2 separate regions of the Homo sapiens genome follow, and region 2 is linked to region 1. A link is an interaction called in ENCODE POLR2A ChIA-PET data of the cell type or tissue named here. Cell type or tissue: Panc1. All regions are shown on one strand. Links, peaks and the distances in the headings refer to the core of each region. The heading gives the core; the rest is flanking DNA.

Region 1 (15,973 bases), core at 6,250-11,249:
ACCCTTTAAAAATTAAGATAAAATAAAGACATTTTTAGGTAAAAAAAAAAAAAGTCTAGAAGACTGATTCAGTAGCAGGCTTAGCTTACAGCAAAAAACTTAACAGAAAAGTCTGTCAAGAAGAATAACATAACCCCAGATAGAAGGGCAGACATTGAAAAGGGTGAATATTTTGAAAATTTTAAACGTTTATTTTTTTTTAAGAGACAAATTCTTGCTCTATTGCTCAGGCTCAAGTGCAATGGCACAGTGATAGCTCACCAATCCTCAAATTAGTGAGCTCAAGCAATCCTCCTGCCTCAGCCTCCTGAGCAGCTGGGACTATAGGTGCCCACCAGTACACATGGCTAATTTTTTTATTTCATATTTTTTTTGTAGAGATGGGGCCTGGCTATGTTGCCCTGGCTAATCTTGAACTCCTGTCCTCAAGCAACCCTCCCACTGTGGCCTCCCAAAGCACTGGGAAAATGTCTATTGACTATATATTAAGCAGTAATAATGCTGCCTTGTGGTGTTTAAAATAAATGTAGGATTAAATTACAAGAAAACAATAGTACAAAAGGTTGGAGGAGAATAAATGACAATTAAAGTGATACAAGGTTTTGCACTGTCTAGAAAAGGAAAATAGTACTAATTTATATAGACTCTGATAAGTCAAAGATACATATGGTAATTTCTAATACCACCAGAAAGTTGATAGAGAAAATTATACTAAACATATTATTGAAGGAGGGAAATTAAATAATACAATTTATTTGATTATTTTGGTGGAAGGCAAGAAAGAAGACATAAAGAACAGAAAGCAGATTAAACAAAATATTACAAAGTATTATGGTAGATTTGAGCCCAAATATGTTGAAACTACTAGAAAAAAATACTCCAATTTGAAAACAAAGACTGTGAACTGATTCAAAATCAAAACCCAGTTATATGCTGTTTATAATGAATGTACCTTAAATATGAGAAAAGAGGCAGGCTGAAAATAAAGAGTAGAGATCATTATGCAAATACTACTCATTTTTAAAAAGCTGATGTAGTTATATTATTATCTAATAAACTAGGATTCAGGAAATAATGAGGGAATTTTATAGTAATAAAAGAAGTGACAAGAGTCACATCTTGAATGATGTCATGAGGAGCTCAGAGGATCCTTTGCCCAGTGAAACAACTGTAACTGGTGAAAATTAGTAAGTTTTAACAAAGGAAAAACAATGACACAAATCTATAATTTTTGGAAAATGTCTAAGGGCATCCAGCAAATGGAGACATATATATTTAAGAAAATCTTCTAAATCTTATTAAGAACAGTAAAAATAGGTGGCATTTGAACTAAAGACGTGCTCCCTTCCCCCGCTCTCCAGCTGAGCATGACAGAAGCTCTACTCCAGCCAAGAGGAGTTGCAGCCAAGAACACAGAGCTTGCATTCCTCCCAGCTCCCAGTCAAGGGCCGTGGTATCTTCTCAGAAAGGACAGGCTGACAGCATTTCTCATTACCACCCCCAGATCTGTGTTGCAGAAGCTCTATTCCAAGCAAGAGCAGCTGAAAAGTCTGGGGCTCCCTTCTTCCATCCACCCCCATTCACAGGGCAGAAGCTCTACCCCAGGTGTGACTGGGTAATAATATTGAACCCTATTGTTAGAAGACAGGATCTTGTAAGGAAACAATTAGAATTAATAAATGAGCACAGTAATGTTCAAGATGTAAGACAAATGTGCAAAACCAATTGTATTTCTATACACTAGCAATTAACAATCTGAAAAAGAAATTAAGGATATAATTCCATTTATGACAGCTTCAAAAGCTATAAATACTTAGAAATGAAATTAACAAAAGAAGTGCAAAACTTGTACTCTGAAAACTGCAAAACATTGATGAAAGAAATTTGAGAAGACTTAAATATTACAACCTATGTTCATGGGTTGGAAGATTTATTATTTTAAGGTGTTAATACTCCACAAATTTATCTACACAATTAATGCAATACTTATCAAAATTACAGATAGCTGACTTTTTTTTCAGAAATTGATAAGTTGATTCTAAAATTCATATAGAGTGCAAGAGAACCAGGATAGCCAAAACAAGCTTTATAAAAAAAGAACAAAATTGGAGGATTTACAGTTCCCGATTGTAGAACCTACTTCAAAGCTACAAAAACCAAGACAATGTGGTATTAGCATTTGGATAGACATATAGATCAATGTAAAAGAATGGAAAGTACAAAAGTAAATCCTGACATTTGCTGTCAACTAATTTTTTGACAAAGTTTCAACATAATTTAATTGCAAGAAAAAGTTTTTTCAATAAGTACTGGGATAACTGGATACCCATATGTAAAGAATGAAATTGGATGCCTTCCTTATACTGTACACAAAAATTAACTTCAAATAAATTATAGACCTAAATGTAAGAGCTAAACTAAAATTATGTACCTAAATGTAAGAGCTAAACGAAAGATCTCATAGAAGAAAACATAGGAACATATCTTTATGATATACCTTCATGGCAAAGCCTTCTTAGATATGACACCAAGTGCACACACCAAAAAATGCATATGAATTCAACTTCATGAAAATTAAAAGCACTTTGCACTTTAAAGGACATTATGAAGCATCTGAGAAGACAACCCACAGAATAAGGGAAATTATTTGCAAATCATATATATCCAATATATATATGTATCTTGTATTTATAAAGAATCCACACAAACCAATAATAAAAAGGGAAATAACCCAATTAAAAATGAGCAAAGGCTCTGATTAGACATTTATCCAAAGAATATACAAATGGCAAATAAGCACAAACAGTTTGGCAGTTTCCTAGAGTGTTAAACATGGAGTTATTATAATACCCAGCAATTTCACTCCTAGTAATATACCCAGACAAAAACATATACCCACATAAAACTTGTACACAAATGTTTATAGCAGTATTATTCATATAGCATAAAAGTAGAATTAAGTAAAATGTCTACTAATTGAAGGATGTATATAAAAATGAATATCCATAAGATGAATGGCTGTTTGGTAATAAAAAAGGAAGAAAATACTACTATATGTCCCAACATAAATGAATCTTGAAATATATACTAAGTTTAAAAACCTGGTAAAAAAAAAAATCACATATTGTATGATTCCATTTATATAAAATGTCCGAATCTATGCAGAAAATATTAGAATAGTAGTTGCTTATGCTGGAGGTTAGGGTAGCAGAACAAAGAGTTACCACAAATGTCAGTGGGTTTAAAATATTTTAAAATTGATTGTAGTAACATTTTGCAATTATGTAAATATACTAAAATCCATTTTAGTTTACATTTTAAAAGGATGAATTGTGTGATATGTAAATTATAGCCTAAATAAGGCTGGCAAAAAATGAATAAATAAGAACCAATTTACCAGAAAAATGTTAATACTAAATGTGTATAATCTAAAATAAAGCCTCAAAATATGTAAAGGAAAAGTTAACAAATTTTAAAGGAGAAATAAATTTCACAATCATGATGACAAACAATGTAACCCTCTAAGTAACTATTAGAGCAAACAAATAAAAAGTAAAAATAAAAAAGTTGACTTATTAATTGATCCAACTGACATGTACACACCACTGTAGCCAGCAAATGTAACATCCACATTCAAGCACACAGGAAACATTTAGCAAACTTGATCGTATGCGGAAGGGTAAAGCAAGTCTCGAGATGGGAGAAGATTGAAATCTGGCAGGTTATTTTGCTCAGGGTAGAAATAAGATAGAAAAGAATTATTAAAAGCTAACTAGATATTCTCAAGTGACAGAAAATTTAAAAATACACGTTTAAAGAATCAATGAGTCAAAAAATAGTGAAAATTAGAAAATATTTTAAGCTCAATGAAAAAGAAAACATATTACATCAAACCTTTTAAAATATGAGCTTAAAGTCTTGCTTAGAGGAAAATTTAAAGCCTTGTTTAGATGTATTAGAAATTAAGAAAGGCTGAAAATTAATGATCTAAGGTATCCACTCCAAATAATTAGATAAAGGGCAGCAAATTAGATCCAAAGAAAGTAAAAGGAAGAAAACAATGAATATAAGAAAGTTAATAAAACTAATGAGGTAGAAAATAAAGATATAATAGACATGACATTATCAACAATCAAAAGGTGGTTATTTGGAAACATTATTAAAAATGACCAGATTCCGCTTTGACCATAAAAAAGGTAGTGAGAAGTGAAAAATTACCAATATAATGAATGTAAGAGAGACATTATTACAGATACTATGGACATTAAAAAGAAAATAAGAGTATTTGATAAACAATTTTATTTTAGTAAATTTTAGACCTCATATCTATTGAGAAAAGTTTTGAGAAAAACTATCAAAGTGATACAGGAAATAGATCATTTGAATAGAATAATATTTATTAAAGTAATCAAATTCACACTGAATAAAACCAAACAAAAAACTTGAGACCCAACTGGCTTTGCTAGTAATTTTTTTCAAACATTTACGGAGAAAATATCAGTCTTATACCCACTCTGAAAAACAAGGAGCACTTTTCAACTCATAAGGTCAGAAAAATTCTGATAGCAATTCCTAACAGTGACATTACAGAAAGATTGACATATAATGAGATTGACATTATAAATCAGTCTCTCTTATGAACATTGGTGGAAAAATGCTAACAGAAAAGTTTACAGACTAAACCTATCAATATATAAAAAGTATAGCACCACAACCAAGTTGAGTTCATATTAGAAAATTGAGGCTGATTAACGTTTAAGAAGTTCATCAATGAAAATACACTCATTAACAGGCCGGGTGCGGTGGCTCACGCCTGTAATCCCAGCACTTTGGGAGGCCAAGGCAGGCAGATCACGAGGTCAGGAGATTGAGACCATCCTGGCTAACAGGGTGAAACTCCATCTCTACTAAAAATACAAAAAATTAGCCGGGCGTGGTGGCAGGCGCCTGTAGTCCCAGCTACTCAGGAGGCTGAAGCAGGTGAATGGCGTGAACCTGGGAAGCGGAGCTTCCAGTGAGCTGAGATCGTGCCACTGTGCTCCAGCCTGGGAGACAGAGAGAGACTCTGTCTCAAAAAAAAAAAAAAAAAGAAAAGAAAAAAGAAAATACACTCATTAACAAAACAAAGGAGAAAATAATAATTATCTCAATAGGTACAGAGAAAATATTGGATAAAATTCAAAAAATTCATAGTTAAAAACAACCTTTTAGTAATTTTGAATAGATGAGAATGTTCCCAATCTGAAGACAGTATTAAATATAACTATAATAAACGGTATAATTTATGGTGAAATATTGGAAATATCACTACAAAGATTAGGATTGAGGCAAAGAAGCCCATTATCACCACTTCCGTGTTAGGCAACTTTCAAGACAGTCCCCCATGATTTCCATATTCTGGTATTGATACCCTTGTATAATTCTCTCCCCTTGAGTCAAGACTGGACTTACTGATTCACTTCTAACAAATATGGCAGAAGTGATAGAATGTTTTTCTGAGATGAGGCTATAAAAAGACTGTCGCTTCCATCTAAACACACTTTCTCTCTTTCTCTTGTGTGCCTGTAGGTGGTCTTTCTTAAGTCATTTTCCAGAGGAGAAGCCAGCTGCCCTCTCTTGACATAGCCATGTGAAGATGCTCAAGTACTGAAGATCCTAAGCCTGCCAACAAACATGTGAGTAGGTTCAGAAATAAATCACCTTTTCTACACTCTTCCATTGGAGACTTCAGTAAGACCACAGCTTCAGGTAACTGGTTGACTATAATTTCATGAAACATCTTAAGCCATAGGCACTCAAATAAGCATCACCCACATTCTTGGCCTATGAAATAGTAAATGTTTGTTGTTTTAAACTATTAAATGTCAAAGTAATTTGTTATGCTGTAAGAGACAACTAATATAACTTTATTCACCATTGTCTCATAGGTCCTAAAATGTGAAGTAAGATAAGAAAAGATGCCATCATTGAGCATATAAAACATGAGTACATTTATTACAGTTGCAGGTTACAAGTTAAACACACAAAGATCACTCACATTATATTAAATAGATATGGCTATAAATATATATTAGCAATAAACAATTCAAAAGTAAAATTTAAAACTGATCAAAAAGCACTCATGATAAAGGAAGATGAAGCACTGATTGATAAAAATTGAAATAATTTTTTTATCATCATAAAAATTAAGAAGTTTTGTTTACCAAAATACATTGTTAAATGAGTGAAAGGCTGGCCAGTGACTAAAAGAATATATTTTAATCCAAATTCTGCATACAAGAAATTTATGCAAAATATATAAAGAACACATACAAACTGAAAGCCAACAGATAGTTCCCCCATTTAAAAATAGCCTAAAGTCTTGAATAAGCACTTCCCAGCAAAGGACATTGAAATAGCAAATAAATGCATGAAAATTGCTTAACATTATTAGTCATCAGAGAATTGCAAATCAAAACTCCAATGAGATACCATACATAACAACAAAATGACTACAATTAAAAAAAAATAAAATGTTGCAATACAAAACGATGGTGACAGTATGAACAGCTGGAACTCTCAGCTACTCCTGGTGAGAATGTCAATGTATACAGCCACTTTAGGAAACTGTTGGCAGTATCCTTCAAAGTTGTGCGTATACCTACTTTTTCATCTAGCAACTCCACTTTTACATGTATACTCCAAAGAAAAACTCAGATATGTACATCAATTGACATGTAAAAGAATTTTAATAACTGCATTATAAATAAGTGCCACAAACTGGAAGCAAACTGAGAGCAATCAGTAGTAGAATGGATAAATTATGATATGTTCACGCAATTGCATACGATCCACCAAAGAAAATGGGTAATTTATTGTTGTAAAAGTAAGCTGAATGAATTTCAAAATTATTACGTTGATTGAAAGAAACCAGACATAAAATAGTACACGGTAGTATCCCATTTTAAAAAGTGAAAAACCAGTGAAAACGAATCCACAGTGTTAGAAGTTAGAATAGTTTTTATATTCTGTGGTTGATAATCACGAGGGGTAGAAACATGAGAGAGACTTTTGGGATGTTGTAATCTTTTATTTATTGTTCTATGTGGTGGTCACATAAATGAGTTTATTTTGTGAGAACGTATGAAGACCTACCAATTAATGCACTTTTCTTAATGTACATTACACTTCAGTAAATGTTGACTTAAACATTTTTCTTAAATCTCTTAATTTTTCTTGTCAGAGTAAATACATTAAGTCAAAAGGCAGAAGCAGTAAGCTTAGAATGCACAGTGCCAGGTAAAATGAGGGTCCTACCTAAGTGCGAAGGGAACTCTGGCAAAGTCAAACCTGCTTGCCTGTCCCACCTAAATGAGCCAGTCCGTCAGCTTCAGCCCATGATAGCTTCTTAAGAGCGTCCACCAGCCTTGACACAGTTTTTAGTCTTTCAAAGAAAGTCAGCAATTCGCAGTTTTATGTAAGATCTGCTGAGTTAATTTTTTTAAAACCACTTTACTGAGCTGTTATTGACATGTAAAAAGCTGTACATATTTAATATATGTAACTGGAGGAGTCTGGGGTAAGTACACACCGTGAAACCATCACCACCATCAAGACTGTAAACATGTCCCTCACCTCCCAGTTTCCTCTTACTTCTTCTTCATTATTATTATTATTATTATTATTGTTAATACTATTTATGGTAAGAACACAACACAAAAATCTATCCTCTTAGCAAAATTTAAGTATACAATACAATATTGTTACATATAGGCATTATGATGTATAGTAGATCTCCAGAATTTATTTACCTTGTATAACCAAAATGTTGTACCCTTTGACCATCATCACCCTACTTCTCTCTACCGCCAGCCCCTGAAAACCACCATTCTTCTCTCTGCTTCTGCAAGTTTGACTACTTTACATTCCACATATAAGTGGGATCATACAGTATTTGTCTTTCTGTGTCTGGCTTATTGCTGTTAGAATAAAGTCCTCCAGACCCATCTATGTGATTGCAAATTGAAGGATTTCTTTCTTCTTTCAGGCTGAATAATACATCCATTGTATGTAAGTACCACATTTTCTGAATCCATTCATCCATCCATAAGCATTTAGGTCGTTTCCATGTGTTGACTTTAGTGAATAATGCTACAATGAATATGAGAGTATAGGTATCTCTTTGAGATCCTGATTTCAATTCTTTGGATGGATAAATACCCAGAAGTGGAATTGCTAGATCAGATGGCAGTTTTATTTTTAATTTTTTATGAGAACTTCCACACCATTTTCCAAAACAGCTGTACCAATTTACATACCCACCAACAGTATTCAAAGGTTCCCTTTACTCCACATCTTCACCAACACTTGTTATGTTTTTTAAAAGTAATAGCCATGCTAACAGATGTGAAGTGATATCTCATGTATGTTTCTTTTGCACTACCCTGATGATTAGTAAAGGCAAGCACCTTTTCATAAACCTGGGATAAAAAGAGACTAGTAGACAAACGGAACAGAAAGAGAGCCCAGAAATAAATCTATGCACGTTAGGTCAATTAATCTTTGACAAGGTCATCAAAAATGCAAAATGAGAAAAGAAGAGTCTTTAATAAGCGGTATTTGGAAAACTGGGTATCCACATGCAAAAGAATGAAGTTGGATCTGTATTGTACACTATATACAAAAATTAATACAGATGGATTAAAGACTTAATTATAAGACCTCAAATCTAAAACTCCTAGAAGAAAACGGAAAAAAAATCTCCTACGTATTGGTGTTGGCAATGATTTTTTTAATATGATATCAAAAATGCAGGCAGCAAAAGCAAAACTAGGCAAGTGGGACTACATCAAACTCAAAAGTTCTGCACAGCAAGAGATACAATCATCAAAAGGAAAAGGCAACCTATGGAAGGGGAGAAAATATTTGCAAATCATATATTTGAGAAGTGTTGATATTGGAAATATGTAAGAAACTCCTATGACTCCATGGCAAAAAAAAAAACCCTCAAATAACCTGATTAAATAATGGACAAAGGGCTTAAATAGATGTGTCTCCCAAGAAGACACAAAAATCTTGACTTTTAATGTTGGCATCAAATTAGAATTCTATAAAACATTGCAGTCTAAACAAAAGACAGCTGCAAACTTGATTTAATCATTTTGTTAACTCTAATCTATAGTGTCAGCATGCAAATTAGAATTGTAGAGTTGGAAACCAAATATTACCATCCCCAATATTAAGCTATATCAGATAACTGCTGATGCTCATCTTTGATATGATTCATTATTCTTAGAAAGTTTCATGCATTTTTCTTCTCTGACTACATCATCAAAGGTCACATGTGTACTTATAAAGAATGTGTATTTTGCAAATGTTAAGTATTAGGTTCTACATATAGAAATTCAGCCAACTTTGTGTTTCAATCTTTTGTACCCTTATTGATCTTTTATTTACTTGTTTTATCAAACTCTGAGAGTAACGTATGAAAATATCCAACTATGGCATTTAACTTACCTATTTCTAGTTTTTGTTCTATCTACTTTTGCTTTGTGTAATTCGAGGCTATGATATCACATGCATACAACTGTTAGTATTATTTTGTCTTGCTGTGGCATTGAAACTTTTATTATTAAAAAAAAGCCTCTCTTAAAAAATTCATGCTTATTTACATTGGCTAACTTTTTAGACAGTTTCCACTTTAGTAATGTCCTACTTCCTTCTCTGGTTCTCACAGTTGTCCATCAAAGACTTGCCCAATGTCACCCCAGTCTGTGCTGTCTTTTTTGCTGCCATACCCTCAAGAAGCATGAACTGTCCCCTTACCTATGCTTTTAGGTCCATATTTCTATTATTAGACATTATATATTACATTGCAGTTGTTTTTCCATCTCTTTTATTATTTAGTTTATGAACTCCTTGAGAACAGTTAAAAGAGAAATACAGTTAGATTTTTTTTTGCAGCATTTGCATGATGCAAGATAAGTCACCCTATGCAAAACAAAGGCACAATGAATATCTGGTAGCAATGTTGTCCTATTAAACACAGGATTTTAGAACCAATACTTGCTCCTCTGGAGAGCCAGTTCACTTCCATCAGTAAAACTCTTGGCAGTGAGGGAAGACGTACCTATGTATTTCATCCTAGTCACAGATGTACTGTAAAAAACTACCTTGGAAATCCCTATGAAAACAGCCTCTGTTTTTGTGACATAGAAGCAAGAAGGAACTATAGATTCCATCTACTTACTTGGCATAGAATGGGGGACATGCAATAAATAAGGTAGACAAATGTCCTGGCCTTTTGGAGCTTACATATTACTAAGGGGAGACAGTGAATGATTAAACAAGCCCCATTATTTCAGATTGTGGAAAGAACAAAGAAGGAAAGAGTGTAATGAGATTGAGGGTAATAGTGGAGTGGGTAAGGAGAGGGCCACTTTACATTGGGAGGCTATGGAAAACCTCTTGGAGATTTTTGAGCTGAGGTAAGGAGTCACCCCATGGAAATGTGGAGAGAGAATTCTGAGTGGGGACATAATAGTGTGGTTGGTCCACAGTAAGTGGAAATAAGCTTGGTGTATTGCAAAAAAAGAAGTGAGATCAGTGCAGTGGGGCCCAGTGAGCAATGGGGAGAGTGATGTGAGGCCAGTCGGGATAAGGTGAAGCCATGACTTGCTTGGCTGGGTAGGTCAGATTGTGTTCTAAGGGCATTGGAGGCCTTTGGAGGGAATGATGTAATCTGACTTTTGCCTTTATAAGACCACTGGTCACTGAATTGAGAACAGGTGGCAGGGAAAACAAAGATGGAAATTCATAGATCATTAAGAGGCTATTGCTATAGTTATGGCAATAAATGATGACTGGACTTGGTGAAGACAAGTGGGTGGATTTGAGGTGTTTGGGGAGCTAAATGGTAGATTATGAAAATGCAGGTGAGAGAGAGGGAGACATTTTCAAGGTTTTGGGCTGGAGCCATCAAGTCTCGGGAGGGCTCTGCCATTATGAGATAGAGAAAACTAGGTGTGGAGTAGGCAGGGAGGGGGCATTGAGAGCTTGTTTAGCTGTTAATTATAGTATGACAACACCTAATGCCATGCCAGGGTAGAATTGAAGTACCACTGTGACGTCAAGAGCCTGGATGAGTGAGAAAGAGAGACGGGGGCAAAGACTAGCCCCTGGCATCCTCTGACATTTCCAGTACAAAAGAGAAGGGCCAAACAGGAGTTTTAGAAGGAACAGTCAGTAGTTTATGAGGAAACTGAGGCAAGTGTAGACTCACAGAAGCTTAGACAAGACAATATATTAAGGAAGAGAGAAAAATGAAAGTATAGTCTTATATGAGTGACTGCTATATAAAATGGAAAATGGAATCCCTAGACTTTTAACATTCACTCTGTGTACTACTCTAGGACCAGCCTTTTCTTTCAATGCATCATACCACCCTGTCGTTTGTTCAGGATATTATAGTCACACTGGCTTGTTTTCCAGTGTCTCAAGCAAACCAAGTTCATTCCCATCACTACGAGTTTGTCCTGGCTATTCCCTTTCTCTGAAAAACTTCCTTTCCAGCTCTTCACTCAGATCCTTCTCACTCTCCAATTCTCCACTTAAATGCCACCTCCTCACAATGGCCTTCCAGATCTCTCTCCCTAAAGTAGACCCTTCTCCAGGCTTTCTATCATCTTACTGTTTAATTACTTCTCAGGACTTCTTATTATCAGAAATTACAGTTTATCATTTGTTTCATTATTTATTTTCTCTGTATCTCAATGAGAACATAAGATCTGTGAGAGCAGAGGCATTTCTGATCTTTTCCAATGCTGATCCTAGCATCAGTAAATTGTCTGTGTTGGTTGAAAAAGTAAATAAATAAGAGAGAGAAGGCTAATTAAATTAGAAATACCAAATTTGATGGCAATGTTTATTAGAACACAGTGGTATGTTCTTATTTGTAGGCTTGCTCTATTAGCCCACTAGGGCTGCCATAACAAAATACCACAAGCTGGATAACTTAAACAACAGAAATTTATTTCTCACAATTCTGGAGAATGAAAGTTCAATTTCAAGATGGTGGCAAGTTTGGTTTCTCCAGAGGCCTCTCTCTTTGGCTTAAAGATGGTTGCCTTCTCACTGTTGCCTCACATGGCCTTTTCTCTGTACTCACACAGGCCTGGTGTCTCTTTCTCTCTCTTCTTATAAGGTCATCGACATAATGAAGCAGGATCCCACCATTATGACTTCATTTAGCCTTAATTATCTCCTTAAATGCCATATCTCCAAATATAGTCATATTTGGGGTTGGGCTTTAAAATATGAATTTAAGGTGGACATGATTAAGTCCATAACAGCTGCATTTATCTCTATCATGTCCATTCTCTCATTGCATGAGTCTATGACTCAATTCCATAGTGAGATAGAATGCCATTTGTATTCTACTTAAATTGGCATCACTGGGAGTTTAAAAAGAGGGTGAGAGAATGCTTATTTAGGTAGATATTAATGGCTTCTCAAAGAATCTATGCCAAATCTAGAGAATAAGAAAGGGTAGTAGTATATTCTTTTCTTTCTATATCAGAAAAACACTTTAATATTTTCATCCTCCACTCCAGAACATTGGCTTTCTTTCCTCCAGATATGAAAATTCAAGCATGAAATTGTTATTAAAGACCTCATTATTCCTCTTCAAATAGCACACAAGACCTGAAATATAGTTTAATTATTTAAATGGGTCACGTTGTAAGTAATGATTGACTAGTACATTGCTTACTTAGAAAAGGAAATCATATTGGTACATTTAATTCTGTTGAGTAGTGAGCAGTGACCTCTTTTTGATTAATGGTTTCACCCTAAGCACTTTTCATTTTGATCTCTAATTAGGTATAATTAGAACAATCCAAACTTTTCAACTTAGATAACTCTCTTGGCTTGCTTATGTCTTCATTATTTTGTCTGGAAAACTACATGAAACAAAGGCATAACATTAAAAAAAGACATTGCAAGTTTTCCAGAAATTTCTAGATAAAAACAGAAATAATGTATTTTCCTTTTGCTACTATGCAAAGATTGATCATTCAACAGATGTTCCAGGCATTGCCTGAAACTATCTTTTACAAAATAATGCATATGGCCTCTGAGAGAACAAACAGTGTACTGAATATGACAAACTATAATGCCCATGCTGGTTATAGGGTACAGTTTTAAAGCTGGATTTTAGTTTAATCTCCAGAGTGTATGTTGAATCAAGTCTGGTTCTCACTATAAGATTTTTTTTACCTTACAGAAAAAGCATTGACGTTATTTTTGCAGAAGTTTTCTTATTATTAGACCATTGAATGGGTACAATTCTAGAAAGTAACAAAGTCATGCTTCATTCTTTGATGACACACCAATGTCCTTCCAATTTGGGGATCCTGGTTGTTCCTTGTGAAATAAAGTTCATCTGGTGATATTGGCTTTCCCACTACAGTCCAACCTCAGTCACCCTTGGAACACATCCAGGCCTAAAAAGACAATTTGTTTAAAAGGCAGGTTATATTCTAGCCCCTTAGAGTTGGTTTTCAGTTTCTGTTGTCACACAGCTGAAGTCTCAATCTCTAGTTTTCTTTGAAAAATGTGGGAATTTCTTCACAAACAGGAGTGTCAGGAACACCAAGCAGTAGAAAGAATCAATCAGAAGCTCTTTAGTTTAATTAGATCCCATTTGTCAATTTTGTCTTTTGTTACCATTGCTTTTGGTGTTTTAGACATGAAGTCCTTGCCCATGCCTATGTCCTGAATGGTAATGCCTAGGTTTTCTTCTAGGGTTTTTATGGTTTTAGGTCTAACATTTAAGTCTTTAATCCATCTTGAATTGATTTTTGTATAAGGTGTAAGGAAGGGATCCAGTTTCAGCTTTCTACATATGGCTAGCCAGTTTTCCCAGCACCATTTATTAAATAGGGAATCCTTTCCCCATTGCTTGTTTTTCTCAGGTTTGTCAAAGATCAGATAGTTGTAGATATGTGGCGTTATTTCTGAGGGCTCTGTTCTGTTCCATTGATCTATATCTCTGTTTTGGTACCAGTACCATGCTGTTTTGGTTACTGTAGCCTTGTAGTATAGTTTGAAGTCAGGTAGTGTGATGCCTCCAGCTTTGTTCTTTTGGCTTAGGATTGACTTGGCGATGCAGGCTCTTTTTTGGTTCCATATGAACTTTAAAGTAGTTTTTTCCAATTCTGTGAAGAAAGTCAATGGTAGCTTTATGGGGATGGCATTGAATCTGTAAATTACTTTGGGCAGTATGGCCATTTTCACGATATTGATTCTTCCTACCCATGAGCATGAAATGTTCTTCCATTTGTTTGTATCCTCTTTTATTTCCTTGAGCAATGGTTTGTAGTTCTCCTTGAAGAGGTCCTTCACATCCCTTGTAAGTTGGATTCCTAGGTATTTTATTCCCTTTGAAGCAATTGTGAATGGGAGTTCACTCATGATTTGGCTCTCTGTTTGTCTGTTGTTGGTGTATAAGAATGCTTGTGATTTTTGTACATTGATTTTGTATCCTGAGACTTTGCTGAAGTTACTTATCAGCTTAAGGAGATTTTGGGCTGAGACAATGGGGTTTTCTAGATATACAATCATGTCGTCTGCAAACAGGGACAATTTGACTTCCTCTTTTCCTAATTGAATACCCTTTATTTCCTTCTCCTGCCTAATTGCCCTGGCCAGAACTTCCAACACTATGTTGAATAGGAGTGGTGAGAGAGGGCATCCCTGTCTTGTGCCAGTTTTCAAAGGGAATGCTTCCAGTTTTTGCCCATTCAGTATGATATTGGCTGTGGGTTTGTCATAGATAGCTCTTATTATTTTGAAATACATCCCATCAATACCTAATTTATTGAGAGTTTTTAGCATGAAGGGTTGTTGAATTTTGTCAAAGGCTTTTTCTGCATCTATTGAGATAATCATGTGGTTTTTGTCTTTGGCTCTGTTTATATGCTGGATTACATTTATTGATTTGTGTATATTGAACCAGCCTTGCATCCCAGGGATGAAGCCCACTTGATCATGGTGGATAAGCTTTTTGATGTGCTGCTGGATTCGTTTTGCCAGTATTTTATTGAGGATTTTTGCATCAATGTTCATCAAGGATATTGGTCTAAAATTCTATTTTTTTGTTGTGTCTCTGCCTGGCTTTGGTATCAGAATGATGCTGGCCTCATAAAATGAGTTAGGGAGGATTCCCTCTTTTTCTATTGATTGGAATAGTTTCAGAAGGAATGGTACCAGTTCCTCCTTGTACCTCTGGTAGAATTCAGCTGTGAATCCATGTGGTCCTGGACTCTTTTTGGTTGGTAAGCTATTGATTATTGCCACAATTTCAGCTCCTGTTATTGGTCTATTCAGAGATTCAACTTCTTCCTGGTTTAGTCTTGGGAGAGTGTATGTGTTCAGTAATTTATCCACTTCTTCTAGATTTTCTAGTTTATTTGTGTAGAGGTGTGTGTAGTATTCTCTTATGGTAGTTTGTATTTCTGTGGGATCGGTGGTGATATCCCCTTTAAAAGAAACTACCATCAGAGTGAACAGGCAACCTACAAAATGGGAGAAAATTTTCACGACCTACTCATCTGACAAAGGGCTAATATCCAGAATCTACAATGAACTCAAACAAATTTACAAGAAAAAAACAAACAACCCCATCAAAAAGTGGGCAAAGGACATGAACAGACACTTCTCAAAAGAAGACATTTATGCAGCCAAAAAACACATGAAAAAATGTCCATCATTACTGGCCATCAGAGAAATGCAAATCAAAACCACAATGAGATACCATCTCACACCAGTTAGAATGGCAGTCATTAAAAAGTCAGGAAACAACAGGTGCTGGAGAGGATGTGGAGAAATAGGAACACTTTTACACTGTTGGTGGGACTGTAAACTAGTTCAACCATTGTGGAAGTCAGTGTGGCGATTCCTCAGGGATCTAGAACTAGAAATACCATTTGACCCA
Region 2 (15,973 bases), core at 1,142-6,141, 250 kb before region 1:
AAAACAAGTTAAAAATGGAAATGCTGCAGTTTTTTGACTTGGAATTCTGAAGCAGGCCCCTGTGGGCTGACAAGGAGAGTCCTTAGCACCAGATATCTAACTATAATATCTTGTGCCTCAAACTTTGTTTCATGTGCTGGCCTTGTTGGCTCTGGTGAAATAGTTTTCCTTTTTGGAAGAAGGACATGAATAGAAACAGACAGTGGACAGGAGAGAGCAAAAGGCAGCTCTAGTTCACTGGGAGCTTGTGCTGGGCTGCTTTCATTGGGCAAACATGCAGAATTCTATTGCTTTATGTGTCATCCATCTGCCCTCCAAAGTACCCATTAATGAGCAGGCCTCATGCTCAGATCCTAGAATCATTCATTAAATATATCACTACTGAGTGTCTATGATGGGCATGGCACTGCCCTCAGAGAGTACCCAGTAGAGGACTTAGGGCATATATACAAGTAAGCAATATATGGCATCTGGGATAGGGGCTAAATGTACAATGTAATCTATATATTAGTGGAATGTGGAAAAGCTTAGAGAAACATGGAAGGCACAGTAGCAAAAAACTGCCTTTAAGTTGGTCTCTGAAGAATGGGAAAAGTCAGTGATGAGTGGAAAGAGTGCTATGTTAAGGAGAAAGAATATATGATCTACTTAAGGAAGAGCAATTATCCCATACTGACCACTCTGCACCTGCGGAATAGAAAGGAAAAAAATGGGTAGGTGGTATGGAACCAAACTCCGTGTCAGAAAAGGATCTTTTGATTATTCATTTGTCAGTTTTCACCTACAGTAGGTGTTTAAAGAGAAAAAAAAAAGTGATGAGAATATAGTCCAGGTAGAATGAGGATATAACCAAATTCTCTCAAGGGGAACCCATTACCTAAATGATACTGATAAAGGAGTTAAGAAGAAATTACTTGGGCAGATAGTAAGGGTATGGAAGTCCTCGGTAAGGTGTTTCTTTTTAATGAAAAGCAGCCCCAAATCATTTTCTAACAAAGAGCAGCCTGTAAAGTTGAGCTTCAGACATAGACAGGCAAGCTGGGAGCTTGCACGGGTGAATGCCAGCAGGAACTAAGGACATGTTCAAGATGGCAGCTCCATCTTCCCTTCTCTTTGTCAGCCATGTGTACAACAAAGAACAGACCAGATGGTGCTGATCAACTGGAAAGCCCATTTGCATAATAAGATTAGGGTGGGGTGACCAGTCTTCCCCATGCACTATGTAAACGTCATACCTGATTGAACCAATCTGTGAGCCCTATGTAAATCAGACACCGCCTCTTCAAACGGGACTATAAAATCCAGCACATTCACCACTGGCCCGTCCTTTCCGCTTGGAGACTCCTTTCTCTACAGAGAGAATTGTTTCTCTTTCTCTTCTCTTCTGCCTATTAAACCTCCACTCCTAAACTCCTCATGTGTGTTCATATCCTAAATTTTCCTGGCTCATGATGATGAACCCCAGGTTATATACCCCAGTCTACATAGCTACTTCAGCATCTGATACTTTCTTTTTTTTTTCTCGAGATGGAGTCTTGCTCTGTTACCCAGGCAGCAGTGCAATGGCACGATCTCTGCTCACTGCAACCTTGCCTCCTGGGTTCAAGCCATTCTCCTGCCTTAGCCTCTATGCCCAGCTTTTTTTTTTTTTTTTTTTTTTTTTTTTTTTGTATTTTTAGTGGAGACGGGGTTTCACCATGTTGGCCAGGCTGGTCTTGAACTCCTGACCTTGTGATCTGCCCGCCTTGGCCTCCAAAAGTGCTGGGATTACAGGCGTGAGCCACTGCGCTTGGCCCAGCATCTGAAACTTTCATCTAACGAAACAGTGAGAAATGAAGCTGGTACATATCCATTTTTAAGGTTTATGTGTAATATGATTACTTGTTCTTAAGGTAAGTCTGAGTGGAAATGCCAACTTCCACTGACTATATATTCTAGATGAAAATCTTGGGTCTAGTAACCAGAGAAGTAACCCCAAGATATCAGAATTCCAGCAACCAAGAGGGAAAAAAAAAATCACCATTTTTTGGAAAGATATATGAATGCATTTTAAAAGTATAGGGAAAGTGAGAAAATTTGGTGATTGATCCTTAAAAACATAAATTCTTACACTGGGAGGCTTGGATTGGGACAAAGAACAGGCAAGAGTAGGGCAGAAATGGGGTGGGACAAAGCAATTACAGAATGATTGAATGCAAAAGAAAAAAAAGATGCTCTTGTGGAGATGTATGGACTGTCCCTGTTGTACAGCAAACAAAATTAAGGGGGCAGATGAACACAACACAAATTCAAACACAACAGCCGATCCAGCAGTCGGCATTTCCACTTAGGCTTACCACTTCCACAATGCTCCCTGCCTGAAACTCCACCTCTATTATATGTGGTATCCAATGAATGTGTTTGCTTGAAGTACCCACTTGTCTCCGGTCTCTGTGTCTGTAACTACATGGAATGTCTTATAATCAGAAATCCACTTGATTATCTGATTGCTTCTCTCCTGACAAAGCAGGGTAGTGGCCAGGTCTGTTTTGATCATCATGATATACACAGCACCTGGGGCAGAATGGGGCAATTTATGGTATTCAACAAACGTTTGTTTTAGAAGCTGAATGATTACTTACGTGGAATGATACTTCTCAAATTTTTTATATTTTACAGCAAGGTTTGACAAACTATGGCTCAGAAGTCCATGGCCTGCTTTTGTATAGTCCTATGACCTAAGAATGATTTCCATCCCCATTTTTAAAGAGTTGTTTAAAAAACAATAAAACTAAGAGGTTCATGCAACAGAGATCTTATCTGGCCCAGAAAGCCTAAAATATTTACTATCTGGCCCTTCACAGAAAAACTTTGCTGACCCCTGTTCTAGAGGTGTTATTTTAATAACCTCATTGGCAGAATCTGGAGAGACTTCACTTTGGCCAAATGTGAATATGTAGTCAATTTTTTTTCACATATGAGAAATACAATTTGAAAAAATTTAAATATTAACTGCATAATTACTTAGCTTTGTCCTTAATTCACTAAAACGTCCAGATGAAATGTTGATTCATCATGGATAATTTTATTTTACAATTCCTAAATATCTATAAAAACAGTCGTATTTGCTAATTTCAATTCCTTTTTAGCCTAAAGGAAACACAAAAACAGAAATCCCCTTAAGTTTATGTGTGGCACTGACTGAAGAAGATTCTAGAAATCCCCAGTTCAATGTCAGAAACCAAAGTTTTACTTTCTCCTAAAATTTCCTGTTATTTCTTTAGAAGACTTACACTTAAAAAATTTGAGGGGGAGGAATTCTTGAATAACATCTGTCAATCTTGAAACTTCAAAGAGGTGGTGAAAAACTCTAACAATAGCAACCAGGGCTGGAAGGAAGCTTTGGGATGTGGCTTTATCTAAACAGGAGCCACCCACACCCTCTGGCAGTATTAACCCTTGGGTTGCTACTAGAAAACCCAACAGCTGTTGGTGTAGGTACAAGCCAGCATCTCCTTTAGTCGAAGACCAACAGGAAATGCTTCTTTTCATCAGCCGCCAGTTACAGAGAAACTCATAAACTGAACACTTACTAAGTTCCTGGCTGTGTGCTAAGGATTTTATAGAATATTTAAATTTAATTGATAGAAAAACCCTATGAGGTAGAAACTGCTATTATTATAAACCCCATTTTACAGATAGGGAAGCTAAAGATCAGACAGTTTAAGTAATTTTCCCAGATGATAAATTTAGGCAACAGCAAAGCTGGTATTTACAATGAGCATTGCCTGATTGGAGAGACTTCTGATCTCAACCCCATACCTGATCTCTAAACTTCATATTGGTGAGAGCCAACTAAGAATGGCAATGACCTTAGGCTGGGTGTGGTGGCTCACACCTGAAATCCTAGCACTTTGGCGGGAGAATCACTTGAGCCTAGGAGTTTGAGACTAGCCTGGGCAACATAGTGAGACTGTCTCTACACAAACTTAAAAAAAAAAAAAATTAGCCAGACACTGTGGTGCTTCCTGTAGTCCCAGCTATTACGGTGGCTGAGGCAGGAGGATTACTTTACTTGAGGCAGGAGTTCAAGGCGGCAGCACACTATGATCCTGCCACTGCATTCCAGCCTGGGTAACAGAGCAAGACCCTGTGTTTGTGCGGGCGGGGATGGGGGGGTAGGGGTTGCGGGGGAGGGGAAGAATGACTTTATATAAGCTCCCAATTTGATAAAGTGTTTTTCTTTAGTGTAGCCTGGACTAAGTGATTTTACAGCCATCCACCGACTGACATTGGCAATTCTTGTATAATGTGTCTAAAGGAGTATATTTTGGGTATGGGGATTATATTCCTTTGTTCTGAACTAAGAACCACAGTTTAGTAGTGTCTCTGTAAATATGCATCTTTTTCCTGCCAGGAAATAAAAAGTTTTATGTGAAGGAGAACCCCCAAATCTTTTTCTTTTCTCAGAGCCTATTCTCATGGCCTAGATCTTAGCAGAGCTCAAAACATAATTGTTGCACTATTGGGACCTTCCATGAATAGTAATAACATTGAACCAGATATAGCTCTGAAGGGCATTAAAAATAAGGGTGGAATTTATCCAAGGCCCATAAAAAAATGAGGCTATAATAGTAAACATTTTTAGCCTGGGTTCCATAAATAGAGTTCAGTGGGTCTGTGAATTTGAATGGGCAAAAATTGCATCTTTTTTTATTTTCTCTAACCTTTAATTAAAAATTAATATTTCCTAGTATCAGCTGTACCTATGAGTTTGTTGTTGCAGACGTCTCAGCATGTGACTTACGCTCACCATTTAGACATTTCAATTGTTTAGATCTGCTGCTATTGTTATTTAAAGCATTATTATAGAAACATATATTACTATAACACAAATTCATTTTTAAAATATTTGGTCATTGTATTTCAATGTAATTGGTTTTCTTTGAAATACTCCATGTTCTATTTTATGCATTTAAAAAACATCACAGTGAGAAGGGGTCCACAGGCTTCCCTACTTCAAGAAGTCCATGGCACAGACACACAAAAAGGGAAGCTCCCTTGGCAGAGTGAAGGCATTTGGGCTCTAGTCTCTTTTCCAGGACTTGCTAGAGCAGGAATTTTGAGATTGATGGGTTTCTCTAGGAAGTTGGTAACTAGTGCCAATGGGAGATCTGCCTGGCTTGATTTGTTGTGCTGCACATGGACAACTGTGGATGCTGTCGGAGCTTCTGTGGAGTGGGAAGGGAGCTCCGCAGTGTAGAATTTGAGGAGAAGCCCTCCTTTGAAATCTTGTAACAATAAGAAAGATAACTCATATACGATGTGCTTTGTTGGGTTAGGCACCGGACAATTTATTTTGTAAACATGATCTACTTTATTTCTCCAATAACCCTATGTATGAGTTAGATTCTCTTACCCCCGTTTTACAGAGGAGGATACTGAACCTTGGTTGCTTCTACAACATTTTTGTCTACTTAGTAAATAAGTATTCTTGTTAAGTAAAAGTTGTTCCTAGTAAGTACTCAATAAATGAATGCTGTCCTTTTAATGTTATAATTAACATGACTTGAGACAGGAAGTTCTTCCTTCCCCTCAGCTATCTCTCTTTAGCACAGTTTCCTTCTTTGGATCTCAGCCAGTTGCATATATACTCTCGCTTTAGGTGAACATGCTGGCATGTGAACATCCTTGCGGCTAGAGCTTCACTGCCAACTTCACAAGAATCTCTCTTGGCATCTGAGGCTCATTAGTGCACTAATACACCAAGGTGTGCGAAAAACTGTCATCCACGTCCCTTTCTATTGCTCGGATAAATTAGTATCCCACTAAATGTTCACCCTAAACTCCTTTACCGAGTGGAGGAATTGCCAAACTACTTCAAATATTAAAGTAGGAGCCTATCTCCCAAATTCAGCTATGTTGATTTGCTTTTTATCAAGACACATTAACTGATCCACATAGGATTTTATTTACCAAGTTGGCCTTAATTTAATGCTTTTATTTTTTTAACCAAGTGACTTTTATTTAAAATAGTGGATTAGGGAGGTTCAGTTTTAAGTTCCTTTTAGGAACTGGTGTCGGCATAACAAAGGACATAAAAGAGGCTGAGAGCAACGTGTGTGTGCGCGCACGCGCGTGTGCATGTGTGTGCGCACATGCATACTCAAGTTATAAGACAAATTGTTTACTTTTCAATCACTCCAAAGGAAAGTATACCACAGGATTTCCCCTTGAGGTTTTCTGCCAGTTTGTATTTTTTTTTATGGCATACTAACATTTATCTTTGGAAGACAGAAAAAAAAAGAATTTGACATTTGTCTTTAAAAAAATATTTATGTAACAAGACTCTGACATTTGCAAATGGCTCCTTATTTGCAACTAAGTCTGGCCTCTATGAGTGACAGAAGTGACTGGAAATTTTCAGAATTATTAAATGGATCTCACAGTTCATTGTTAAGGAGATAGCTTGGTGGTATGGAAAGAACAAAAGCTTTGAAGCCACTCAGATGATTAAAAAAAAATGGGGGGAAGATATGGTGCCTCACACCTGTAATCCCAGCACTTCGTGAGGCTGAGGTGGGAGGATCACTTGAGCCCAGGAGTTTGACACCAGCCTGGGCAATATATTGAGACCCTGTCTGTATAAAAAAAAAAAAAAATTAGCTGGATGTGGTGGTGTGGGCATGTAATCTGAGCTACTTAAAAGGCTGAGGCAGGAGGATCACGAGCCCAGAAGTTCAAGACTGCAGTGAGCTATAATGGTGCCACTGCATTTTAGCCTGGGCAACAGAACGAGAACATCTCCCCCTGCCCCCCCAACTCCCCCCCCCAAAAAAGTTAGCCCTCTCTTCCTCTTTCCTTTCTCCTAAGGGTATTTAAAATAATATACTTGGCCCAAGAGCACAGTATGGCCCTCAAAACTAGAGAAATTACTCTGATTTCTCTCTTGTGAAAAAGAATTCATTCCAAAATAAAACACAGATACAGAAAAGTGCATAAAACAAGTGTCTGGCTTAGTGAATTACTATAAGATCAACACTCTTGTAACCACTGGTCAGGTCAGAAAATATAATTTTGCTGGCCACCCCAGAAGTCTGTTCATGTTCCCCAACTCAATCGGAGATCCCTCCCTTCCTCTAAAAAGTAATCACTATTCCTGGCTTTTATAGTTATCATTTTCTTGAGCTTTTAAACTTGTTTTATCATCCAAGTATGCATCTGTAGTCGTCTTGCTACTAATATGACTGAATACAAATGGCAAACCTTGCTTTTTTGCAGAATTACTGTTTTAAAAAAACTTCCTACAATAAAAACACCAGAATCTTTAAAAAATGTTTAATCTGAATTAATCAAATCATCAGACAAATCTACAAAGTGCCTTTATAAAGTACATGAAATGGTCTGACCTATTCAAATCAAAGTCAATGTCATGAAAACCAAAAAAACACACTGTAGAGGCAAAACAATCAATTTTAATGTGTTGTCCTTGACTGGATTCCGAATTTAAACAATAGACCCATTAACCTTGAAGAAATCTGAATATGGACTGTACTGTATATATATTTAGATGTATATATGTGAATGTATCTGTGTCTTAGTATCTGTATACACACACACACACACAGAAAGAGAGTGAAAGCTAAGCACTCACATATATGCTTCATATTGCAGAGTTCAAAGATCTTGCCATCATTTTCTGTACCTTTAAAAATTTTGTTGGCATGTTACATAAAGAATAACTTGTCACCTCGTTATTCTAAGTGTGCCCGCAGACCAGCAGTCATCAGCATCCCCTGGGAACTTACTGGAAATGCAGAGTCTTAGCGCTGTCCTCAACTAACTGAATCAGAATCTACATTTAAAAGTTCTCTCAGTGATTCATTTACACATTCAAGTTTCAGAGGTAAATTTTATTCTTGCTAAACAGTTTAGCAAAAATAAAGTTAAGTTCTTTGGTACTCTGCCATAGAGATGCTTTCCTCCTACAAAAAATTTCTTAGTGGAATTGTTTGCAAAGCTCTGGTACAGCTGTATTCAGCACTAGCCAATGAGAAAATGGCCCATGATAATTTTCTAGTCAATTAACTGGTGGAGGAGTGTAGAATGAGATATGCTTCCCCATCCATCATCCTAGTAAAAAGCACACCAATTTAGGCAAACAATAAAAAGTCATTTCAATTAAACAACAAAAGGACAGTAAGCTCACTAGCAATGAAGGATTTAATTTAACTTCTAGCTATTGATAGCACTGTTTGACATTCTGGATATATTTTGAGAGTATTTTTTCCTCAAATGATGAAAGAAGTCTTCTCTCCAATCAATGTGGTTGTTTTATTCCAACTGCACATATTTCAGAACAAAGCTATTCGCCACCTCTCCTATCCCATGGCACAGTCTCCTTTGTATTATTTCCTTCTTATCTCTCTCCCAGATGGAAAAGCCTTGCATGTATTCTAATCCAGTATGATAATCTCTTTCTAGAATACCCATGAGAGGTAGAGGTGAAACCTCTGCCTGAAAATGTTATGGTAGAAGGACATCATTCCTTTGTTATCATTCCATAATCAAATCACAATATTTCTAACTGCAGATATATTGGGATAAAGTCTAAATATTGGGATATGTTTAAAATTATTCTTTACATTAAGTCAAATGTAGCCTCTGTGTGCTTCTATTATTGGTCCTTCTGCTGTTCTCTAAAGCAAAAAGTAACAAAATGAATCCGTTTTCTATGGGATGAGAACTATTAAACTCCTGCTGGATATGAAACTCACAACCCCTAGATCATTTCATTTTCAGGTTGAACAGCCATGTTTTCCTCGGTTACTTTTCAAGAGATACATTGATGAGACTCTAAAGTCTGACAGATTTATCAGACCCTAAAATCAGCCTGCCCAGCATATAGCGCCCAATAAATGCCAGGACCTTTTTTCTAAGGGTAAAGTGATCTGTTCTCTGAAACCACGCTTGCTATTTAAGATTCTTCATCATGTGTTTTGATAGACACAGATATAATACTTGGAATATAACTTGTGTAGCAAAGATTACAGCAGGACTCTCACCTCCTCTTCCACCAAGTGGAGTTTAAGGCTCCTGATGGTTTGTTCTTTCTGTTTTGTTTTGATTCTTTCAGCCAGATCATCCTGATTTCAAAATGACCTTAACTCACCTCTAAACCCTGGGGTCTTCATCACATGAGCAGATTCCCAGCCAGTGTTTTGACAAGTGCTCCTTTGCAATCGATTGTTTGAACCTATATGTCTGATTTTACATCTACCTGTCAAGTTTTAGAAAATTGGTCATTTCAGGCCATTAAAACCCTGATTCAGCCTTTGCTCTTTTAGGCATCCCTTCCACTGTGCTTTTCACCCTTTATGTTCCTCCTTAGGATATAGATTCCTGCTACTTCTCTTGCTCTGACTTTAAAAGGAGGGCAACCAACATTAGGAGGGTGCCTACAAGGTACCAGGCTTTGTCCAGGAAATGATGACACATCTGTCCTCCCACAAAGAGAGTTTCACACCTGATATATGTTCTTTGGAACAAGATTTTTTTTCATTTTCTTTTCTGTGTTATTGCAGTTTTCTGACTACTAAAAGCTTAGGTTTTGTTAGGATCCCCACACCTGCCCTGATTCTTTAATTCTTTTTCTGGCTGGCTGTCTGAATTACACCTTGTACTCTGTCTAGGGGCCCTCATGTTCTCAGGAAACCTGAAAGCAAGGTACATTTCTTAAGTTATTTCAGGATGCTCTCCAACAGGGAGACCAGATCGCTTTGGAAAAGCATATTCATTATTCACAATACCTGTTAGGTCACCAGAATACATCCTCTCTCTCTCCCTGGCTTTCCAGGTGAACCACAGGCTTCTGCAATTCCTTCCCACCTGAGTTTCTCACCTCCTAAAATCATGCACACAGCCTCCCTGGTCCCTGCCTTGTCTCTGCCAAGGCAGTAGCACCCAAACCTTGCCATCCAACCTTTTGGACACATTAAGGTTTAAAATGTGCTTTCCTTTAACGTATAATTTAATCAGTTTTAAAAGCTAAGATGCCTATTCCCAATGAGGCCGTTGACCTTGTTCCAAAGCAATTGCTTGTAAATTGTTGTAGAAAACAAAATAATATCCCCTCTTAAAGTGTCTTGCTATTCCTCCAAGGATGGGGTAAAACAGGTGTTGGTTTTTCTCCTCCTCTAACCTTCGAAGGCATAATTTTGGCTCCTTCCTGTGGTAGCTGCCATTCTTTAATTGTTACCGTCCCTTTCCAGGCTACAGGGGGAACGTGACGAAAAATATAAAAAGATTTGGCAGAACAAACTGTCTTGAGTCCAGTGGTTCCCAATGTGGGCTGCATATTAAAATATCTTGAAGAATTAAAAAATAATTCCTGATACCAGGCCCCAGACCAATTAAGTCAGAAACTGCAGGAGTAAGACCCAGTTAATGAGTAGTTTTTAAAGCTACTCAGGTGTTTCCAATGTGCAGCCAAGCCTAAGCATAACTACATCAGCCTGGTGGAAGAAACAGGTATTTCGAATAGGATGGGGCCTGGAAAATGAAAGACATGGGAATAATTTTAATGACTACATTTCAGAGAAATTGTTCTTGACATTGGAACCAACTATATCCTCTAATTAGGCAACAAAAGGCATATATATGTATATTTTTAAAAGTAGATAAGCAAATATAAATTATTTCTCTAAAAGTTAACATGTTTTTAAAAAAAAGCATAATTTGTAATGGCAAAATTGATATTTTCCACAACAGGTAACATGCAGGAGCGATTTAGAATACAAAAGGACTTTCCAAAGGCAAGTCATCCAGATGTCCAAATGGTGGTGAATACAGCCTCTGGAGTATACGTGGGTGGAAATAAAAGTCAATTTCACAGTGGTTAGCCACCTCCCTGAGCCTTTTTTTTCCCCTGGTGGGACACTGAGACACTCGCAAAGCAGCAAAAGGTCTCAGTGGACCCTTCTTGCCATTACTCATGGGTGTGGAGTTTATGGAACACATGGAGGCCGCAGTGGGAGAGACCTGAGGCTGCAGAGGAACCACCCGAACCTTGCTACAGCACCAGCAGTATGGGTCCGACTGCTTTCTTGGCCACTCATATCCAGTGGATGGAATTTGAGACAGCCTGTGTCCATACTAGATTCCACTCTGCTGATTCATACCAGAATGAGGTTCTAGAGTACAAATATTCACAACCAGAAAGCACATCTGGCCTCAGTGCAGCTTTGTTTACTTTGCTACTTAGGAAAAAAAAAAATCTTGAAAAGCGAGTTGCTTTTGCCTTAATTCAGTTCAAATACATTCTAAGCTTCCTTCAACTGAGTCACAGTGTCCTCTATCATGCAAAATCTTTATTATTTCCTTGGCCAGACATAGGGCCATATTGATGAATTCCAAGTGTGCTTTCTAACCAAGGCTGGTTCACAACAAAAAGCTGCTTCAGCTCTGAGTCATCACCTCAAATAACTGATTTCTCTTCTCAGGAATGAGACTAGCAACTTTAATCCATAATTTTCTTCCTCTTCTAACAACTTTTCTCAACCATATTTCCACACTTATTTTTTCTTCTGCATTTAGACCAGAAAGTAAATCTGGTTTGTTTCTTTTGAAACAAAAATGCACAGCTGGAAAGCCAGCTATTTTGAGGCGTGAGTGCACAGTTCCAAGGCAGCATACCTAAAATCCCCCAGAGCTACCAAAACACCATTTACTCTTTTCATTTCTTACATGCAAGAACTAATCATTTCCCCAAGAAGCCAGCTCCCTGGTGTTGGAGCTGAACAAACATAAAATGAGATTTGGGAGAAAGAGGGCAGCATTTCTAAGACTTCCCTTACTCGGAAAACAACGGAAGTCAACAAAATGCTCAATGCATGCGATCAGTACACAGAGTGGGTTTGCTGGATGGTGTAAAGCAACGACATTAAGGACACAATGGGTCCAGAGGGAACCAGCTGGCTGAGATGTTCTGCTAGCAAGTTAAACATAGACAGGAAACCGCGTGTCTGATACTGTAAAAAAATAATTTGTCTTCCTGCCAGAGATAGGCTAGCAAACCAAAAAGGCTGTTTTCACTTAAAAGAAATGCTACAACAATGAGAGAGGAAGGAATGAAACTTTGTGGCTACAAGAAGTCTTCTTCTCTGCCCCTCTCTCAACATCTCAGGTTAGAGGGCACACATCACCACACTAAATGCTAAAGCCTGCACATAGCTTGCGAGTCAGCAACGTGCACCACTGGGCATACATCTTATGGTCTGCTTCCCTATTTAACCACATAGATTGAACTTTGAGTCAGAAGTGGTTACTCAAGTCCTGGTTTCTAAGCTAGCAAGATATAATTGATTTATTTACTTACAGTCCTATCCCATTCCCAAAAACAACAACAACGACAACAACAAAAAACACAGTGAAAGAAGATACAGTCAAGACAGGAGCTATAATTATGACAAATGGAATATAAATGTGAGAAAACAGGGTAAAAACTGGTAAGCAAGAGTGATATTAGTATGCTAAATGTGTAGGTACATATTTGCTAGAAGCATGATTCAGATTTGACTCTAAGCTTTTCTGGTAGTTAGCATTTGAGAGAGAAACACAAAAACCATGAATATCTCTATCAGGGGTTGGCCTGAGCCCTGTTTTTGTAAATGAAGTTGTACTGGAACACAGCCACGTCCAATCACTTACACACTGTCTGTGGCTGCTACCACAGAAGAGTTGAGTAGCTGTGACAGAGACTCTGCCCTGCAAAGCTGAAAATATTTACTATCTTGCCTGTTATCAAAGAAGTTTGCAGACCCCTGCTCGGTATGCTTCAAAGTGTCCTTAAGATCAGAGGCAAACAGGTCGTCATGAGGAGAACACCTTTCTAAAACAGAGAGCCAAAATAAATGTCTCCTGGCTTCCTCATGAAGATAACAATACAATGCAGTGAACAGCATCCTCCACATTCTTTACAGTAAACATACCACTTTGATTCACAGGACTCCTTATAATGGGGAGCACCTCAATAGGACTCAGGTGGAGGAATTTGCAGGGAAGAGGAGAATACATGACGTTGGTACAAATCTCCTCACTCATCCAGCTAAAGGCAAAGATAAGAAATTTGAATCTAGTGGAACAGTAATAACTATTTACAGTCAAAATTCATTAAGTGCTCACTCTGTGCCAGGTGCCGTGCCAAGTTCTCTACATAAATAAATACATTTATCCTCAAAATAATCCTATTAAAAGTATTCATTATTTCTACTCCCATTTTTCAGAGAGGTAAACAAGTAGTTACCCCAAGAACCAAGAGCTTACACACGGCTGAGCTGGGATCTGAACACAGGCAATCAGCAGGGAAGCCATGCTCTCAGCCCTGCCCTCTGTTGTCTTCCCAACAGATGAGCATCTTACTGGCCATCGTTTATACACATCATTTCTCACGGACATGGAAACAGTGTCAGCCTGAGGTTGTGCCTCTTGCCAAGGACATGCTCAGTGATGGGTCTGGGCTGCCGTTTGGCAAACAGAACAGGTAGCCTCTTATGTAAGTTGTGCAGCCTCCCATGGGTTAAGACTGATAAAAAAGCAAACACACCACCACCACGGGAATGTGGAAGGGTAAGGGTATTCCTTCTATAAGAGACAAGATTATCTGGTTCTTCTATGATTCTCCTACGGACAAAAAGTGAGGAACAAACTATGAGATCTTGGAAAATCCCAGCTCCTCTCTGGAGACCCACTTTTTTGTCATTAAAATGAGAAGTCTGGAGGAGCCAATTCACGGGTTTCACTTCATCATAAAAATGTAATGAGTCTATGAAACAAGACAACACACCTGAAAGTAGTTAGCACAGGTGCACACATTCAGAGTAGGCTGCAATCCAAGGCAGCGATCATCACTATAGTTGTTCTATGAGTTCCCACAGCCTAGGCCATGGGCTTGCCACCACCTTGCCTACATTTCAATTGGAAAAGGGGTGGGACCCTGGTCCTGCAAACAAACTACTGAAAGTCTAGGACTTGGGTCCAATGCTATCCCTTTCCTATATGGCCCCAGTGCCTCTCATTTTCTAGAATAAGCAGTTCAGTTCTAAGTTAGCAGGAAAAGCAAGATGGCCAAGATCCAGTCATTTGGGAGCTGGAAGTGGTCCAGCAGCATGCCTCCCTTCATCCTCCTTGGCTTACCATCTTGTTTTCCACGTACCCACCTTCAGCAGACAATCTTAGCAAACAACCCAAGAATGAACTGATTCAGGCCAACTCTTCTTAGAACCACACTATTACTCTCCAGGGCTTTCCAAGGCCACCAAACATCTCCTTCATTGATCCAGTTCAAAACAGTATCTTGTACAATGCATCTTGAAAACATTCGCAAATGTCTTCTTGTTTTGGGAAATATTAAGGGATAGTCCCACAGATAAACTAATACAAATACAATAAACTAACATGAACATGATCACAGAAACAAAAGAAATGCTTACTGAAAAGGTGTCTGATTTTCTCCACATTAAGATCCACACCAGAACAACATTTGTGGAGTATATTTAAAAAATAAACTATTGTCACTGCTGAAAAAGACCCACATGCCACTGGAGAGCTCTGTTACACAAGCTGACTGAGTAAAGTATATTTAGTTCATTTCCAAATGACCAGGCTTTAGACCAAATTTATTCCTCATGGGCCCATTAGCTCAGGGAGTTACCAGCATGAAGTTAATAAGACCTCCATCTCTGGTTCCATCCCTACCTGGTGAGTTCACACCAGTGCTTCTCACACTTCAGTGTGCAAACAAATCACTGAAGGCCTTGTTACAGGCAGATGCTAATGCAATAGGCCCCAGAGGACCCAAGGTTGTGCAGTTCTAATAAGCTCCCGGGTGATCCTGCTGCTGCTGGTCTAGACACTTTCAGTAGCAACGGTTTATACCGTTCAGAAGAGGTATGTGTCTTGGTGTAGAGTGTTCTCGTTAATCAGGGGAAGAAGAAGTAAGAAAGGATGCACCTACTGTGTGCCAGCCACTGTGCTGGGCGCTCCCAAGCATCATCTCCTTAAATCCCACAACAACCCACAGGTACCATTTATCAGCACTACTTGGCCAATAATGGCGCAGTCATTCAAAGAGAAGGCCTTGTGGCCCAAAGCAAGCTTTCCATGGAAAAAATGAAGAGGGAATGAATCCCTTTGGCAAGTACAGAACTGCGATTACCCTAATCACTTATGTGAAAGGCACTTGTGGGTTGTTTCAGTTTTATTTAGCTGCTTCCTGCTGTGATTCTGAGTCAAAACAGGAACAACGTGTCTAATTTGTAATATTATCCAACAATGACAGGGATGTGGTTAGCTTTGATTAGAAATTCTAGACTCAGCATGCTCCCCTTGCCTCTGTGAAGGCATGTGGAGAAAAAGAGAAACTGGATGAAACAGGGATTAAAGCAAAGTGAGCCCCTCCAAAACCTTGTGGTGTGATATGTAGGTATCCAAATGCTCAGTTTATGCACCACAGTCAGCACTCAACTACAAAACTTCAGTGTTAGAACAGACCGAAGGCTACACAGGCCTGGTTTCCTGCATTCAGACAAGCACAAGTCACCAGCCCTCTATAAAAAGCCCAACTACTGCTAACAGCTAACAGACAGTGACATGTCAGGCAACGTTGCAAGCACTTTACATGCATTAATCTACTCAATCCTCACAACACCTCCCACCCGCTTTGTATTTCCATTTTACAGATGAAGAGACTGAAGCATGGAGATGTCAAGTCACTGGCCCAACATAGCAGAGCTAATAAGCTGTAGAATAAGCCTTAAATCCAGGAGATCTAGCTCATTCTTGAGTATTACACTAGACCGTTTCTCTCTTACCTAAACCAGCAGAAATCACCTCTTCGCTCAGTGTTCCACAAATTAAATGTCTGACTGCACTTGGAAACCATTTATGAAATGAATAAAACTGAGTTGTTGTGTTTGATTCTTACAGGTTCAGTGAG

What was found. ChIA-PET counts read pairs that join two places held together with the same protein. Peaks named below come from ENCODE experiments on the same cell type or tissue, not always from the same donor. Only the 100,000 strongest peaks of a DNase experiment are listed, where the experiment ranks them.
Region 2: POLR2A ChIA-PET joins it to region 1 with 7 read pairs; 2 of 35 experiments call an interaction of 5 or more read pairs at or near these places.

The regions. Positions count from the first base shown.
Region 1 is chr3:30,411,962-30,427,934 of GRCh38, reverse strand. All of the region lies in intron 4 of LOC101927995 (a long non-coding RNA gene), which reads right to left. LOC105377013 (a long non-coding RNA gene) reads left to right here. Exons shown (of 4, transcript XR_940683.2): 4 at 5,569-8,195. Among named protein-coding and RNA genes, the nearest start is that of LINC01985, 99 kb to the left of the region's middle. In Panc1, for the core only: no CTCF peak of the experiment used is centred there; no DNase peak of the experiment used is centred there.
Region 2 is chr3:30,654,818-30,670,790 of GRCh38, reverse strand. All of the region lies in intron 3 of TGFBR2 (transforming growth factor beta receptor 2), which reads right to left. Among named protein-coding and RNA genes, the nearest start is that of TGFBR2, 56 kb to the right of the region's middle. In Panc1, for the core only: no CTCF peak of the experiment used is centred there; no DNase peak of the experiment used is centred there; H3K27ac peaks cover 1,577 bases.